Regions from separate parts of the Homo sapiens genome. Here region 2 is linked to region 1. A link is a loop called in an ENCODE intact Hi-C map of the cell type or tissue named here. Cell type or tissue: heart right ventricle. All regions are shown on one strand. Links, peaks and the distances in the headings refer to the core of each region. The heading gives the core; the rest is flanking DNA.

The links. Peaks named below come from ENCODE experiments on the same cell type or tissue, not always from the same donor. Only the 100,000 strongest peaks of a DNase experiment are listed, where the experiment ranks them.
Region 2: it touches region 1 in a loop (5-fold over the local background); 3 of 110 quality-filtered maps call a loop at or near these places.

What each region holds. Positions count from the first base shown.
Region 1 is chr13:22,194,978-22,203,318 of GRCh38, reverse strand. No RefSeq gene overlaps it. Among named protein-coding and RNA genes, the nearest start is that of LINC00540, 11 kb to the left of the region's middle. In heart right ventricle, for the core only: no CTCF peak of the experiment used is centred there; a DNase peak (open chromatin) is centred at 5,128; H3K27ac peaks cover 520 bases.
Region 2 is chr13:21,846,290-21,854,630 of GRCh38, reverse strand. No RefSeq gene overlaps it. Among named protein-coding and RNA genes, the nearest start is that of LINC00424, 28 kb to the left of the region's middle. In heart right ventricle, for the core only: CTCF peaks have their summits at 4,887 and 5,090 (motif pointing left); no DNase peak of the experiment used is centred there.

The DNA.
Region 1 (8,341 bases), core at 216-8,215:
CAATTTTCGAAGAAAATTAATGAAGAGAGAATGGATGGGCGAGCAGCTGCCCTTTCATCCCTGATGGCAGAGTAGGCTCAGGTACAGGTGGGTGGGCTGCTAGGCGTTGCATTGAAATTCCTTTATCATCTCAGCCTTTTCTCCGAAGGCCTTCAAAGAGCTGAGCCCAGCTGCTCCCATCCCCTCGCCTCTGCCTCCTCTACTGATGACAGGACACAGAAAGCATCCCAAAACCTGAAGCCACAGGGGCAGACTGGGGTGGGTGCTGATGTCCTTGTAGAAAGTGAAATGTTGTACTTATATTCAAAGACAGCCATCTTCACACCGGGTGCCTGGGAGGACAGTCACACCAGACATTGCAGCTATCTTATATCATTCCATCTTTTCTGCTCAGCCAATGTACTCATCGCTCATTGTTCAAGACACTCCCAAGTCAAACCAGCAAGCCGAATTTCACTGCTCTGAGTTTAAAATGTATTAACTGCTGTCATGATCTAATAATAAGTATTATATCTGCTTTAAGATCTCCCAGCAGGGGACAAGGGAAGCATACATGGAGCTGGAAATTCACTGATTCTGCTCTTCAAGAAACATCAGGCCTGAAGAAGGGCAGTGGAGCTCTCGGGATGGCTCCTGCAGTTAATGAGCCTGACACTCTTTGCCTTCCATGACAGGACACAGGTTCCCTTCACAGTAAGGCCAGGCAGTGTTGTCTCATAGCCAAGCAGCAGCCTGAAAATCAACCAGAACTTGGAAGTGAACACACACTCTGCCTCTTAATACAGCAGTGACACTTTGCTACTCTGAGCCTCCTTTTCCTCTCTGTAAAATGAGAATAATTCTCACTTTTCCTGAGATTGTATAGAAACTAGAAGAAGCAAAGCATGAAAAAGCAACGGGCAACCTGCAGACCAAACAGTAAGTTAAATTATGCTGTCAGGGAAATTGAAGATAAAATTCTGAACTTACATAACTTAAAGATATTATTTCACCAGAGTGAAATTTACTTCAGGGCTCCTAGAAACATTCATTCTTTCATTTCCAAGTATTTTTGGGGCACTAACTGTATCCCAAGCACTGTTCTGGTACCTGGGGTATCCTAAGTGGAGTGCTAGTACGTGTTCAACAACCAAATGACACTCTGAGAGGAGGCAATGAGGAAGCCCTGATTTGTAGCATTTGCCAGTTACTGTGGTGTAAATTCTTCCACCACAGGCAATGTCCAGCGACCTGTGAGATGCAGAATTAGGAAGAGAATGTGCACCATCAGTTCTGGCTCCAGCCCAGCTCCCAGATGGTTTATTTATGAATCAATAAATAAACCACCCTCAATCCCATCCACCCTCACAGACCTCCCTTTCTGACATTACCCCCTGAAGGTGAAATATGATCCAATACCTCTCCTTCTCCAATTTCTTATAAGTAGGTTTTCAGAGATGTGGTGAACATAAAAGAAGTGATATAGACTTTAAACTATTCCTATTGTCATCATGACATTGTTTTTTTTTTTTCTTCCCAAAGCAAAATAAAACATGGGCTCCTGCCCAAACTTTACTTACATACAAGGGACTAAAGCTTATTTAAAAACAAAAACCCAGCCAAAAAAAAAAAATTGCACTTCTCCAAAACTATAAATGACTTACTCTCTTTGCTTTGGTCTTACCCAAAGCAAAGGGGATCCCGCACAGAATGAGGGAGAATCCACCATGGTTTCTTCCTCTTGGGGACCACTGAACTGTGGAATAAGCTGTCCCCACTCAGTGGAGGCAGAGGCCAAAAGAGAATGTGAGCTTTGCAGGTGCTTTGCTTTTCTTGAGCCTTTGCAGATACATAACACAATGCATAGGCCTTCCAGCATAATCTTCCCATTGTTACGGTGTGTGGGGATGACAGAGAGTAAAAGGCCAAGGATAGTAAATTTGAGAATTCCCAGGGTATAGCTCTACAACTGTACTAAATATTTCCTGGACTTTCTTTTTTAATACAAAGCAGTAAAACTGGGGGAGAAAATGAATAGGACGAACTTTTTGCCAATTTGGGAATTTGCAGCTTTCTGTATTTGCCACTCTCCACTTTACAAAACTAGGCCTGGTCCCCTGTGGCTAAAGATTCAAGGCAGTGCCTGGGCCATGCCAGGCCTCCTGCGTGTAGGAACAAGCAGGCCTACAACCTCTTGTAAGACCTTTCTGGGCAAACACAGGGTGGGTCCCAAAGCAACCATTTTTGACTCGTATTTTGCCATAATCCTCCTGTTTTACTTGGGCTTATATATATATATATTTTTTAACCTAACTTGATTATTCCATTATACTCAACCTGCAATGAACTCCTTTCGTCACACGGTGGCTTGTGGCGTCAGTCTGTGAATGTGCCAATCACAGTGAGATGAAACACGCTATGCCAGGTGCAGATTTGATGAGTAAACAAAGGAAAACCAGAAAACACAATGCACCTATGTCTACTGCCAAAGACCTGGGATAATCTAGTAGAGCCTCAATCACCCCTTTTCCTCCCATGATATCTTATGCTAATTGAAGACCAGCATAGGTAGCAGTAGCCTCTCAGCTGCGCTAGCAGGCACCCATTGACCACATCCATTCTCAGGGAGTTTTGCATGGTCAGCAAGAGCCTGAGGTGGTGGAGTTGGACAGGCTGGACTCAAATTCTGACCCCTTATTGACTTGCTTTGTAAACTTGGGCCAGTTGCTGGGGAAGATTCAATAAATTATTGTGTAAAGCATATCATCCAGAACAGTGTCTGGCACTGAATATGTACTATGGATATGTTAACTACTGTGGGGAAGATTGTGGAAGATTTTGAAATAGGCCTAAAGGATTTTTGGATAGCCCTCAATGGAATGCTACTATTACAAGGATTATTCGATTCTATAGGGTGTGCACATCTGCTTGGTTGCTTTTCTTTGACTAGGCTACTTTACAACTCTGCTAAACGCAAGTTGATTTGTAGAAAACTCTTAGTTATACAAACAATTCCTGCCTGTAGACATACATACTGTGTCTCATCTCCTGGTAGTCAATTCTGTGTCACCCTGTGGATGGGGACCAGTTTTGCCAGGTTACATCCATTTGTAAATTCATTTCAGCAATCCCTGTCTGACTATAAGGAATATAGTTCTTTGAGTTGTCTTATGAACCAATTGTAATATTATCATATTGGTTTCTTCATTAATTTACACATTAAATGCAGTTTTTGACTTGTGCTGATTGTATATTTGCCTGAGAATCATGATCTTATCCTCTTTTAAAGTTTATCCTTTAACACCATCATCACCATCACCATTTTTATTTATTCATCATTCACTCAACAGGTATTGTTGAGTCACCACCAAGTACTAGACACCATAAGCTCCTTCAATTCCTACAACACCTCAGAAGCTGTGCAGAAGCTGGAATTTGACATTTAAAAGCCTCTATTTATCTCATAATATTTTAGGCATAAATGTTTCTTTAAAGGTTTGGTACTAACCACATTGTTCAGATACAGGCATAGCCGCTGAGTATTCCTCTAACAATCAGAAAGGGCTGTCCCTTTTTTTTCAAAAATGTACACAGAGTACAGAAATACACAATCTGTTTCACCATCACTTCACTTTTTCTACCCTCAGTATTTTTTTAACCAAGTGCCCATTTTTACAGCCCACACTGACCAGTAGGGAAGATACCTCTCTACTGTGCAGAAATCTTCTAAAAGGACCTAGCACCTAAAAGAGCATATTGAGAATATTAAATTGCTTTTACATAACAGAGTCCTACCAGGGGGTCACTAGGCCATTTGATCTCACAGATTTCAAGCATGTGAGTTAAAAGAAAACGCACACCCCAGGAGACGCAGTGCCAGTGGACTCCGTGATAGCTTTGATTCCCTTGTCAACTCGGATTTCACAGGTGAGCTAAAGTTAATCCAAACTTGCTTTTGCCACCCAAGTTCATCATAATGGGAAAACCGGGGCGGTGGAGGGGGGCTGGGGAGAGGAACTGGCCTGAGGGCGGGCCTTCCACCACCAAGAGTATGGCCTTACTCTGAGGGGATCTTTGTGGTTTGCCATCATCTGAAAGAAATCAGCTGATCCAGCAGTTCCCAGAGTTACAGACCATGTCCCACAGGGAAGATGCAGAGGGCCCGGATACAGGCACTGCAGCCTGAGAAAGGTTCAGGTGGGACATTGCTTTCAGACATCCTCCTCAACACATCTCAACCTTCAGGACTGTAAACGCTCATCCTGGTGGGGTTATTTTAAATCAAAGGCCAGCATGCCCACAGCTGCACAAGTAAGGAATGCCGAAGAAAATAAATACTAGTTAGAGGGTGATTTAATGCAGTTAGCTGCAGTGGGTGGAGGCTGGAGGCAGTAGCTTTTAACAAGTTTTATTTGAAAGACTAACTCGGTGTGGTTGTCACGACAGTTGTGTTTGTGGCCGGGCTTGCCTTGCTGACAGATGGAAACCTGGCAGCCTTTCCTAATTCATGCAGACGCTCTACAGGAGTGACCCGGCTAAGTAATGCCAACGTTAACCTTACACAAACCGTTCTCCTCTTGTTAATAAACAGAACATTTTAGGGCTGTTCTGGTCAAAACACTAGCAGAAATATTCAGCTTTTCCTCCCTTTTCATCTCTGTTTGCCCTCTGAGAATTCATTTAAAAAGAAAAATGCTTCTGCAGAGAATCACTGCCTGAAAAAAAAAGAAAAAGAAAAGGGAATGTTTTGCAGACATCCTCATCTTTGCAAATGCCCTCTCTAGTCATCAAGTCCCCTACAACATTAGGATCTCCAGAAAAGGAAGATAAACCAGCGGGACACCTAAGTGGCAGTTTAGTATTTAGGAAAGCCAGCGTTAGAAGAAAATACACTCCCGTCATTCACTCTGGAAGATCAGTTTCAGAAAACTGCTTTGCAGTTCAAAAACAAACAAAAATGCCCTGTGGAAAAAAAGCTCAGTATTTCATATTTGAGCACCAAGTGTGCTTTTAAGGAAGCAAAACTTCTTGAACTTTGCTGTATTTTAAAAGAGAACATCATGACACATGCAGACATACACCCAAACAGAATCAGCCAGCCAGCAGTGGAAATAGAGGAGGGAACACCCAGGAACAGTTCTGGGAACTCCTGGTACAACCGTATGCAAATCATTTCACAGGCGTGCTGGCAGGCTGAGTTCCCAGAGTAAATGATTTTCATTTCTGTATCGGCACTATCTTCGCACCAAGGTAACTGACCACCTGTCTGGGGAACACAGACAGGTGGGGTCAGATCTTTGTTAACCCTCTATTATTATAAGAGGTAAAACCATCACAGAACATTGTGTATACATTGTAAATGAATCTCCGTGGGTAGATAATAATCGTTTTTTTTTTTTTTTTTCATTTTTAAAATAGTTTTGGGTAATTTGCAGAATGACAATACAACCCATTGGAACAAATGACTTTCCAAATAGTTTTCAAGTACTCCACCTATATTTTCAAAGACCAAATAGCTGCGCCCAAAGAATCTGGTGATTTTAACCATTTCTCAAGATGAAACTTGTGAAGGATTTCTCCTTCAGCACAGTTGACATCTCGGGCCAGCTAACCTGCAAATAAAAAGATTTCCTGGGAAATCTATCAGTGGGTGTTGCTTTTTAAATAAATCACAAAAGAAAAATTACTCTAGCAAAAGGGAGGGGGGTCAATTACTCTTAATTCCACATATGGTTTAAAGTATTTCTAAATATTTGCCAACAAAAATAAAGACCGAGTTATAGCGAAGGCACTTTTTACTAATATCATCTGCACTTGGTGATTCGTCTCCTTCCCTGCTCCACCTTTTCATAATGCTGTATATCCACTGGCAGGAGGTCGGCCCGTATGGGGATTGATGGGCTTGGGCTGGCTCTGGCTCTGGGACATGAGAATTCTTGCAACCTAATTTGATTTACATTTTTTTAAAGTCTGCTTAATGTATGGCACCTCTGGGGATCCCAGCAGATCAGGCGAGGGGTAAGGAGAGAGCATATATGCTCCTGACTCCCTCTCTGTAAGGGTCACCTGTGGTTGGCCCAATCTCAAGATGAGTAACTTCTCTTCTGAAATTACCCTCCTTCCAGTAAATGCTGCCCCTCTTTCCTTTGGATCTGGGGTTGATCATAGGCCTGCCTTCTCTGGAAACATGCACTGCATTGCACTTCATGGTTTCCCCATACCTGCCCATGCTTTGTAAATATCTTTTTATGAAATCATCCTCAAATTATCCTAGCCTGAGTATGCCACCTGTTTCCTGCAGGGACCTTGCTTGGTGCTCAGCCCTGTGTAACAGTGATTCCTAACCTGGGCTCCCTGAATTCCCTCCCCTGAGCCATCTACTGGTAGAAGTCTATCTCAGCATAAGTCTCTTTTATAATTCTTTGTCATTTATATTATGTATTTAAAAATATTTTCCCATGAAGGGGGTCCATGGGCATTACCAGATTGGCAAAGGAGTCCATAGTATTAAAAAAATGGTGGAACAAAGTGAGCAGACACCTATTTTGCTCTCTTCTCACCTGCTCTGTATTGAAGGTAGTATATAATGGAATTCACTGATCCCTATGGGGAAAATGTCAGAGACTCCTGTCTCCTTCACATATGCTTCCTCTTAGTAAGCCTCTAGCATAAGCCCCTCATTTTACCCCAAGGTAAAGCTTTCAAACTGGTTGAAAGGGTGAAGGTTTGAGAATTATTTTCTTAGATATCAAGAGAAGTAAGTAGATTCTACTTCCCTTGAAAGAAGGTCTGGCCATCTCTTTTTACTTGGTTCTCTTTTTCTGTCCCTGTCTCAGTCTCTCTTTTTTGTTTCTCTTGGTGTGTATGCGCACGTGCACATATGTTTGGATGAAGAAGTACATAGTCTGGCCTGGGCAACTCCTCCAATCCAAGGAAGCAAGACTGATGAGTCCTCATATTTTTTTCTCTTTTGCTTGAATCTGTTCATCCAAGAAACCTGGAGACTTTAGGCCTGGTGGTGGATCTCCTCTTTGGAGAGACCTGGCCACCTCTTTTGCCTTTTACAGTGTTCTCTTCTCTGATATGGCTAAGTCAGGTGGACCTAGGAAGCAACATCCTGTTTTCCCAAATCCTTCCCCCTACCGAGAAGAGTCTTTGTATGTACATATGCATGTATTTATTTATTTATTTTAGTGACAGGGTCTCACTTTGTAACCCAGGCTGGAGTGCAATGGCGTGATTGACCTGAGTGGCCATGAGCTACCGTGTCCAGCCACCAACCGAGAAGAGTCTTGATAAATTGCAGCCATTTCCTTTTTCTGATTTGGATCAAACCGTCTTGCTCACTGATCTCCTCTGGCTTTCTCATGGGCAGATCTACTCTCATTTTTCTGGGCAGTGGACTGGAAAGATGGGGACAAGGCCAGCTCATGGGTGACTGTAGGCAGACTAGCACCTGTGCACTGTTAGTGTTCATTCGGAAGGACTGCTGAATATCATTCTCCATGGAATTTCACCTAGCCTACTAGAGTTTGTAACCTAGGGGCTAAAGGCACTGTTAGTATGAAAAGTTAAATTATTTTGCTTTTTTCTCTGTACAGGGACCTGGTTTGATGAGGTAAATTATCAAGGGGAATGTTCAGTATTTCAGGATTCTCTTGCCAAATACAACCAAAATATTACACTTACATTTTCATCTTTATAAGCATTTGATTCAGGATGTTTGCACTCTATATTGTTAAGAATCCATCATTCTTGATCAAGTAATTAACACTAAAGAAGATGAACTAAAAGTGGTAGTATATAAAGTAAGTTAAAATTGCAAATCAGGACAAGAAAGTTTTCACAGACAAGATGATGTGGAAACAAAAAAGCAATACCTCAAGTGTCAGAACCTGATTGTGTAGAATTAGGGCTGAGTCTTTTAATTGGCAGCCAACGAATAAGAGTAGGTAATATACAAGATGAGGAACTGTCAATGACAAACCAGTCTGTGACTGAAAACTGAATTTGTGGCTAGCAAGAGTTTTAAAGAAAAAATGCAAAAAGCATAAAAGAGTTACATAAAATCGATAACTATCCCAGAGGCAATGGAAAAACTAAGCATATAATATACTGGATAGGGTAAAGATAATTTGACAGTTGAAGGCCAACTAGAAGGAGAAACAGAAGACATCTAAATGCATCAAAATATGCAACATACCTGACATCGCAGAGCAAATCCCACAAGCCTGTATTGACAGGCTTGATTTGCACAAAGCAAGCATGGCCAAAGTTTATTTTAATTTTCTTTGTTAAAAAATTGCCCTTCCTCCTTATCTTTGGCTTACATAGCGTGAAAATATTTGTTAAAGGTTGAGGA
Region 2 (8,341 bases), core at 270-8,269, 350 kb after region 1:
TTGTTTGAACCTGAACATGGGAGGCAGAGGTTGCAGTGAGCAAAGATTGCTCCACTGCACTGCAGCCTGGGCAACACGAGCGAAACTCTGTCTCAAAAGATAAAAAATAATAATAACAATAATAATTTTGTAAAAACTAAATAATTATAGAGAAGTAGGAAGGAGGTGCTTCACGTAAAATTCATACCAAGGAGAGGAGTTAGTCCTTGAAAGATTACAGAGGAGGGGGGACATACCAGTCAGGTGAAACACTCACTGAATTTATGTAGTAACAAGAGTTCTTCCATTTCTCTTTTTTACATTACATCTGATTTTAAAACAAGTTGGAAGCACTTTAAAACAGATGGCCCTTTTACAATTGACCTATTAAATAAGAATAAAAGATCAGCACTACAGAGTGAAGACACCTGTAACAGAAGATCCAGGCTGGAAGAGGCACAGAGTGGCAGCTCCGAGTCATGTTAAAAGCACAGGATCTAAGAGAGACTACCTGGATTTGAACCCAGGCTCCACTGCTAACCAGCTGCCACCTGCACAAGCCAAGTGCCTCCATAAACCCCAGCTTTCTCATCTGGAAAATAAGGATCACATTGGCTGCTACTTAGTGGGGCAGCTTTAAGGATTAAATAATGGAAGTATGTAAAGTGCTTACTTAGCACATTGAAAGAGGCCTAGTAATTACTCAATAAATGTTAGCTGTTATAATTACTATTTTTATTAAAGAAGTTGAGTATAAACCTTAACTCTAAGCTTTCTACAAGCTAGACTAAGCAAAAAGGTAACTCAAGTAGTTACACAGATCCCACTACTTAGGATGCATGGATGAACAAAGGGATGGATGGACAGGAAGGAGAGAGATGGGAAGGAGAAAATGAGAGAGGGAAAGAAATTCTTTACTAGTTTGAAGGTAGCTACATATTTTTCCAAGTTCTGAATTCTAAAACAGTTTTTACTTGGTTCTATAAATAGTGGACCTGAATCCATAAAATAGATATCTGGCACAATGTAATCAGAAACTCCAGTTTTCTTTATTTTTTTATTTTTTATTTATTTATTTATTTTTTTTTTTGAGACGGGGTCTTGCTCTTTCGCCCAGGCTGGAGTGCAGTGGCGCCATCTCGGCTCACGGCAAACTCCGCCTCCCGGGATCATGCCATTCTCCTGCCTCAGCCTCCTGGCTAATTTTTTGTATTTTTAGTAGAGACGGGATTTCACCGTGTTAGCCAGGATGGTCTCGATTTCCTGACCTCGTGATCCGCCCGCCTCGGCCTCCCAAAGTGCTGGGATTACAGGCATGAGCAGAAACTCCAATTTTCTATCCCACTGAACTTCACTCCAAAGAAACCCGAGGCCCTGATCAATGTTGTATGCTCACTGAGACACATACACACGATCAGCCATGGCAGATATTTCATTAGAGGTTCTGTGAGGGCTGCATAGCTTGGTACCAAATATCAGCAAGAAGACTAAACATCACGGCTTTTTCCTAATGTATTCTTCATTAGTAGAAAAGGATTTTCAGTAAGTGGCAAAATCACAAGGGATTAACATTTGAAAGGCCACTGACTTTCCAACCTCCTCCCCAGAAAGTATCGAATCTTGGAATTTTATTCTTCCTTGGTTTTTCCATTGGCTTAATCACTCTAGCACTGCATACAAGAAAAAAGAATTCCTTTGAACAGGTGCCCTATTTATGAAGACATTTATAGCCACCATAAAAATATAGGAAAATGATTATTCTTCTTCCCCTTTTCACTTTTTTCTGCTAAAGAGGTAGAACAATAAATTGCATCTGAATTGCACATCCTGGTATATTTACCTTGCCCAGATCTTCCCAGATGTACAAAAAACAAAGTTGTATTTTTTCCCTATATTTCTGCTGCAATTCTAATATGTTTCCCCAAGGCTGACTCTGACTTTGAATTTATAGAGAGTCTTTCAAAGGACCAATAATAATAATGAATTGTTGTATTCGGGGAGGCTCTGTGCTTAATTTCATGCTCATAAATTAATACTGCTGATTTTAAAAGACTGCAAGCAGGTATTATCTTTATAGTATATTGAAGACCTTAAATGCTTTCTATTGTTATGAGGAAAGCCTGATGAACTTACTTCTTTCATTAGCAGTTATTTTCTTCACAATTATTTCTATCTTATAAAATCTAAGGACTTCCTAGTATTTTTATATTGAAGACTCTATAGGTGTTAAGGAGAGGTGCATTAAAAATCCCAAGACATTCTATGTGCTACAAAAAAAATGAAAGGAAACAGAAAACTTACTTGAATTATCTTGACATGAAAGCAAAATTCTTAAAATTCTATCTACCCTCTTGGCATCCCCACACAAAGATCCTGCAGAAACTGGAAACTTGTAGGAGCCATGACTAATCCTGGCAAAGCAAGTTATGAACTGCCTCTGCAAAATGACCCCTGTTCTGCCAGGAACATTTGCATTGCATCTAGAATGTGAAATCTGGGTACTCTATATCATCGCATTCCCAGCCCTTTCTTCTTGTGTCTGTACTTAGTGAAGTCTCTCAATGCAGAGAACAAGGAAATTTACATTCTTTTTGGAAGAAGGTTCAGATGGAGCCAGAGTCTTGGGCCCAAGACACTCTTCAAAGAGGTTAATTAATGACGGGAAGAAGAAAGAGGTGTGTTGTATATAATAGGGGCAAAATCTTCTGAGGTCTCTTGGCTAAGAATTCCACAGAAAATGTAGGCAATCACTTTCTCCACTCTGTCCTGACCTCCCAACTCCTCTCCTGTGTCCTCCTCCCAGGAAGTCTAGGGTGTCAAAAAGGAGCCTGTATCTTGTCTAGAAAAACTCAAAGGCAGCCATCCCAAACACAAATAATATGAAATAAATCTTATAAAAGAGATGGTGAGAAATGACACCTTGGTTTAGCCTAGGCTGAGAAACCTAGAAAGACTGTTTGGAGTGAAGCAAACACCAGCTGGGAAGCACAGTTCAGGCCGAGGGCCTGACCCTGAGTTCAGAGATGGAGGAGCAGGGCAAAGTATGTGTTCTGTTTTGTAACCTTAATTTTTATGGCTATCTGCTGGTGGGCTGTTTCGCCTGGTTCTGTTCTATTTCAACATCCATTTATGTTCCACCGCTAGTTCTTTAATAAACACATTTTTTACTCTACCTTGCCAAGCAGGAGTCCTCAATGCTGGAAGCACCCCAATAGTCGTAGGAGGTCTCTTCTACCTGATTTGGGGAGCAAAGGTGTCTGCCGGTAGCCCTTTCATTTGCTCCTCTGCAGCACCCTGTAACTCCCGGCGTGCTTCGATCCCTGGTACAGACCAAAGCCTGCTGCACCTGAAAGAACCCTGGCCCCGTCTCACCCCTGAATGCACTGGATATGATCTTGTGGTGAAAGAATCCACCTTGTTTTCCAAAGCCAAAAATGAAACAAACCAATTTTACTAGCAATTCATACTCAATATTTTCCATCTCTGAGTCTGTAAACTAGAACAGAGGGATTTAAGACCTACAAGAAAAGAAAAGAAAGTTGCTCAGAGAGAAATGTAAGAAAAGGTGAGTGATGCCATCCAAACAGCCATGAAGAGATGACAGTCATTACCCAGGGACTCCAATGATGGAGTTCGGGAGGCAGCCTGGGGTGGAGAAGAAAGTGAATGGCTCAGGTTTCAGGCCAAGGTGGGTGTGCATCTTGGCTCTGTCACTTACTAGCAGCATAAGGAGATCAAAGTGACCCAGCCTCTCCCAGCCTCAGTTTTCTCATTTGTGCAACAGTGGTAGCAGTGCCTACCCCAACATTCTTGTCAGAATCCCATGCCAGCATGTAGCACATGGAGTGTGCTAGAACACACATGGCACTTCTAGCAGGGTGCTGGCACGGCTAGAAGCAGCCCTACAGGAGTGGCTTTCATTACCCTCAAGTGGTTTAGGCCACAATAACCCAGTGTGCTCAAACTTCCTCATCTTTTGCAGACAGCCTTCCCATACCACGACCCTAAACGTGGTACAAGAACATGTCCTGATATTTTAAACAACATTTGCCATAAAACCAAACCTCCATGCATTTCCACACGAGTGGCTAGATAATATGATAAATCATCTACAGAAATGCAGGATTCTTGGTGACTCATTTAAAAATAGAAAATGTTTTATGCTGTTATCTACCAATGGAATGAAATCTGCATGCCTATGGTCTCAACAAACTAGCGTGATGGAGGGAGGCGCTAGATCACGCCAAATGAATTTTTATCAAATATTAATCCAAATTCATAAGCAGGATTGTTAATTAGAGATGCAATCCAGTGCCAACTTTTACTGGGGACTATATTTCACAAATTCTCCTACATCTGACTTGGGGAAAATCTGACTTTGAGCAAACGCTCAGCCTGGTGAGTGCTTCTTGAACATTACAACGGTCTAATAATAGAAAAAGGTTTCCCGTAGATAGAGTTAAAATCAGCACATTCATTCAAGCACACACAGTAACGAAAAGTAGAGGCAAAGTCAGAGCATGAAAAGTAAGATATAGGGACTTTTCTCCCTCACATGTTGAACTTTAAAATTAAGACAGTGATGCCTATATGGGTAATAGATAAAACCTCCAAACTTGAGGCAGCCTGGTCTTCAAAGTCCAGAAAATTGTTTGCAGACTTGTCTCAGCCATGAATACAAGTTTTGGCTTACACATCTAGGGTGAATAAGGGATCCAATAAATGAGAATGTTCCAGTATTTTCCCTCTGTGAACAGAAACTTTATGAAAAATTAGTGTTCTAGAAAAACAAGAGGTGCCTAAGGGGTTTCTAGCTTTGGTGGGCACAGAGAGAGCACACTAGACACTCTAAGAATGTACCAGGAGATGCCCAGAAAGGAGGTCAAGAAGGCAGTGACAGAAACACAGAAATAGAGACAGAAATCAGAGACAGCCATAAAAAAAAAGAAAGTTATAGGAACACAGTTCAAAAGATGAAGGTCAACTCATCACACCTCACTGGCCCTGAACTCCCTTGACAGCATCTATTTGCAAAGTTGTACTAACAGGACACTGGAGCATAGGAGGAGATTTGGGGGAAGCCTTGCACGTGGTAATGAGCCATTCCCTCTACTGGCTGAGCTAATGAACTGCACCACTCATTTCCATGTATCACATTAAAGAACAGGTTTGGGACCTAGAGAGAGAGAGAAAGGGAGAGAGGAAAAGAGAGAGGGCACGCAATAATACTCAAAATGTGGTTCATTTCTGGGGATTTAAGATTAGTTCCCATTACCAATCTCTCTTAATTTATTTTCTTGGTTTGAAAATGGAAACAAAACATGAGTTCAAGTAGACACACAATGTACCCACCAACCATATGACTTTCCCCTCCCCCCCACACACCCCAATTCCTTCTCATTTATTATTTTTAGAAGTTGTTCTCACCTTCTTAGTGGATACACTTAAATTCAGTTAAGCCTCAATATAATTTTAAATGTTTTATTCCACATCAGACATGCAGCAAACATAGCCCCCTTGCAACTTACCCAGGAATCAGATGGATTCAGACTAAAGGTTTTCAAGGAAGATGTTTCAAGGACCTGTATTTAAAATACAGTGTCTTCTCCCAAAAGGTAGGAGTGCCAGCTATAGCACTGCGGGGGGCTTGTCACAGCCAAAATCACTCCAGTATTGAAATAATCAGGGCCAGGTCTAGTGGCTCACACCTATAATCCCAGCACCTTGGGAAGCCAAGACCGGTGGATCATTTGAAGTCAGGAGTTCAAGACCAGCGTGGCCGAGATGGTGAAACCTTGTCCCCACTAAAAATACAAAAATTAGCCTGGTGTGATGGTGGGTGCCTGTAATCCCAGCTACTTGGGAGGCTGAGGCACGAGAATTGTTTAAGCCCAAGAGACGGAGTTTGCAGTGAGCAGAGATCGTGCCACTGCACTCCAGCCTGGGTGACAGAGTGAGACGCTGACGCAAAAAGAAAGAAAGAAAGAAAGAAGAAGAAAGAAAGAAAGAAAGAAAGAAAGAAAGAAAGAAAGAAAGAAAGAAAGAGAGAAAGAAAAAGAAAGAAAGAGTGAATCGGCATCTGAGACGGCATTCCAGGATGGCCCTGACCGGTCTCCTGCACCACAGGCCAGATGCTCGCTGTCACGGTTTGGCAAAGGTGGGATCTGACCAAAACGGGTAAGATGCTCATCTTTCCTTCCCTCAAAGGAGTTGCAGTGAATTCATTTCTTTCTGAGTTCAGAAATACCTTCTCTGCATCACTTGAGACATGCTATTTACACTCTTACTAATATAAAAAAAATTCTTTATCTTTATTTTACATAGTAACTTGTAGCTCTTAACATAAGCTCAGGGAAATAATGAGAAGATGGACTTGATGATTCTAACCATATACAAGGTGATTGTGAACGGGAAGGCTGCGATGCTGCACCGTGGCACACACCTCCAAGACAACTTTGAGCTGCATGGAGAAAACTATCTGGGATGATATCATAGCAGCTACTTCCATTAAAGAAAATGCAATCTGGTTGACATTTAAGTAAGGCTTGAATTTACTTCAATCTGAGTTTCTCCTTTGGGTTGATAAAAGGCACTGTAAGAAACTACATGTAATTAACATTTCAGTCAATAAAATATAAATGTCAGTATTGGAGGAAAAGCTGTGGTTGGAAATACTAAGATAAAGATGTGGTCGCCCGGGCGCAGTGGCTCAAGCCTTGTAATCCCAGCACTTTGGGAGGCCGAGGCGGGTGGATGACGAGGTCAGGAGATCGAGACCATCCTGGCTAACACGGTGAAACCCCGTCTCTACTAAAAATACAAAAAATTAGCCGGGCGCGGTGGTGGGCGCCTAAAGTCCCAGCTACTCGGGAGGCTGAGGCAGGAGAATGGCATGAATCCGGGAGGCGGAGCTTGCAGTGAGCCAAGATCGCGCCACTGCACTCCAGCCTGGGAAAAAGAGCGAGACTCCGTCTCAGAAACAAAAACAACAAAAAAAAATGTGGTCAATTGACAGATATTTAAATATGTAATGTGTCCCAGGGACCATGAGCCATCAAAATGACTACACTCGCTCCTACATGAGCCACAGCTCTATTCATATAGTCAAGAGGTAGACACCACACAAATGCCCATGGATGGATAAACAGATGCAGAAAACATCGTACCGAATAGAAAACAGTTTCCTCCTACTGTCCTCACACCACTCTCAATACTTCCAGAACACCTCCCTTCTGACACCACACTCAACACGGATCACGCCTGTGACCAGATGTGTGGGGTGTTTTTCCTCACCAAGCAATTCTCTGACACCAGCAGCTCCTACAATTTAACTCGCGTCTGACGCCGTCTACGTACACTATCTACATGGAGACAGTGCAGCACCCACAGGTTGAGAGCTGGGTTCCGCAACACTATCCCCACTTCAGAGTCCAGTCAGGTCACTTGAGCTTCTGACCCGCCAGCTGTAAAGCACGTGTTCTCGTGACCCCCTTCTCAGATTCCGTCATTTACTAGAGTGACTCACAGAACTCAGGAAAACTCTTGATTACATTTACCCATTAATTATAAAGGATACAACTTGGAAACGGCCAAATGGGAGAGCGCGAGGTGCGGGGAAGGGGCGGGGAATTTCCACGCCCCTCCCAGCGCCTCCGTGTGTTCAGCAACCCTGAAGCTCTCCAAACCTGTCCTTTGGGGGGTTTATGGAAGCTTCATTGCATACAACAATTGATTACATCATTGGCCATTAGTGCTCAGCCCAAACTTCAGCCCCCTCCCCTCCCCAGAGCAGCAGGCAGGCACTGGGCTAAAAGTCCCACCCCTCTAATCTCGTGGTGGGTTCCCCTGCCTACCAGCACCCCCAACACAAGGCTATTCAGCCACCCAGTCATCTCATTAGCATAGGAAAAGACACCACCTCAGAGATTTCAAAGGTTTTAGGAGCTGTGCTCCAGGAAACGGGGACAGAGACCAAATGTCTATTTCTTATTATTTCACAAGTATTTACAATGGAATATTATCCAGCCTTAAAAAAAGAAAGTAATCCTACCATTTGCAACAACATGAATGAACCTGGAAGACATTAAGCTAAGTGAAATAAGCCAGTATCAGAAAGACAAATCTTGCATGATTCCACTTATATGGGGTGTCTAAAATAGTCAAACTGACAGAAGCAGAGAATAGAATGGTGGTTGCCAGGGGCTAGAGGGGGGAGGAAATGGGAAGCTGTTGTTCAATGGCTGTAAAGTTGTAGTTATGCAAGATGAGTAAGTTCTAGAGATCTGCTGTACATCCTAGTGCCCATAGTTAACAATACGGCACTGTGCACTTAAAAATGTGCTAAAATGGTGGATTTCATGTT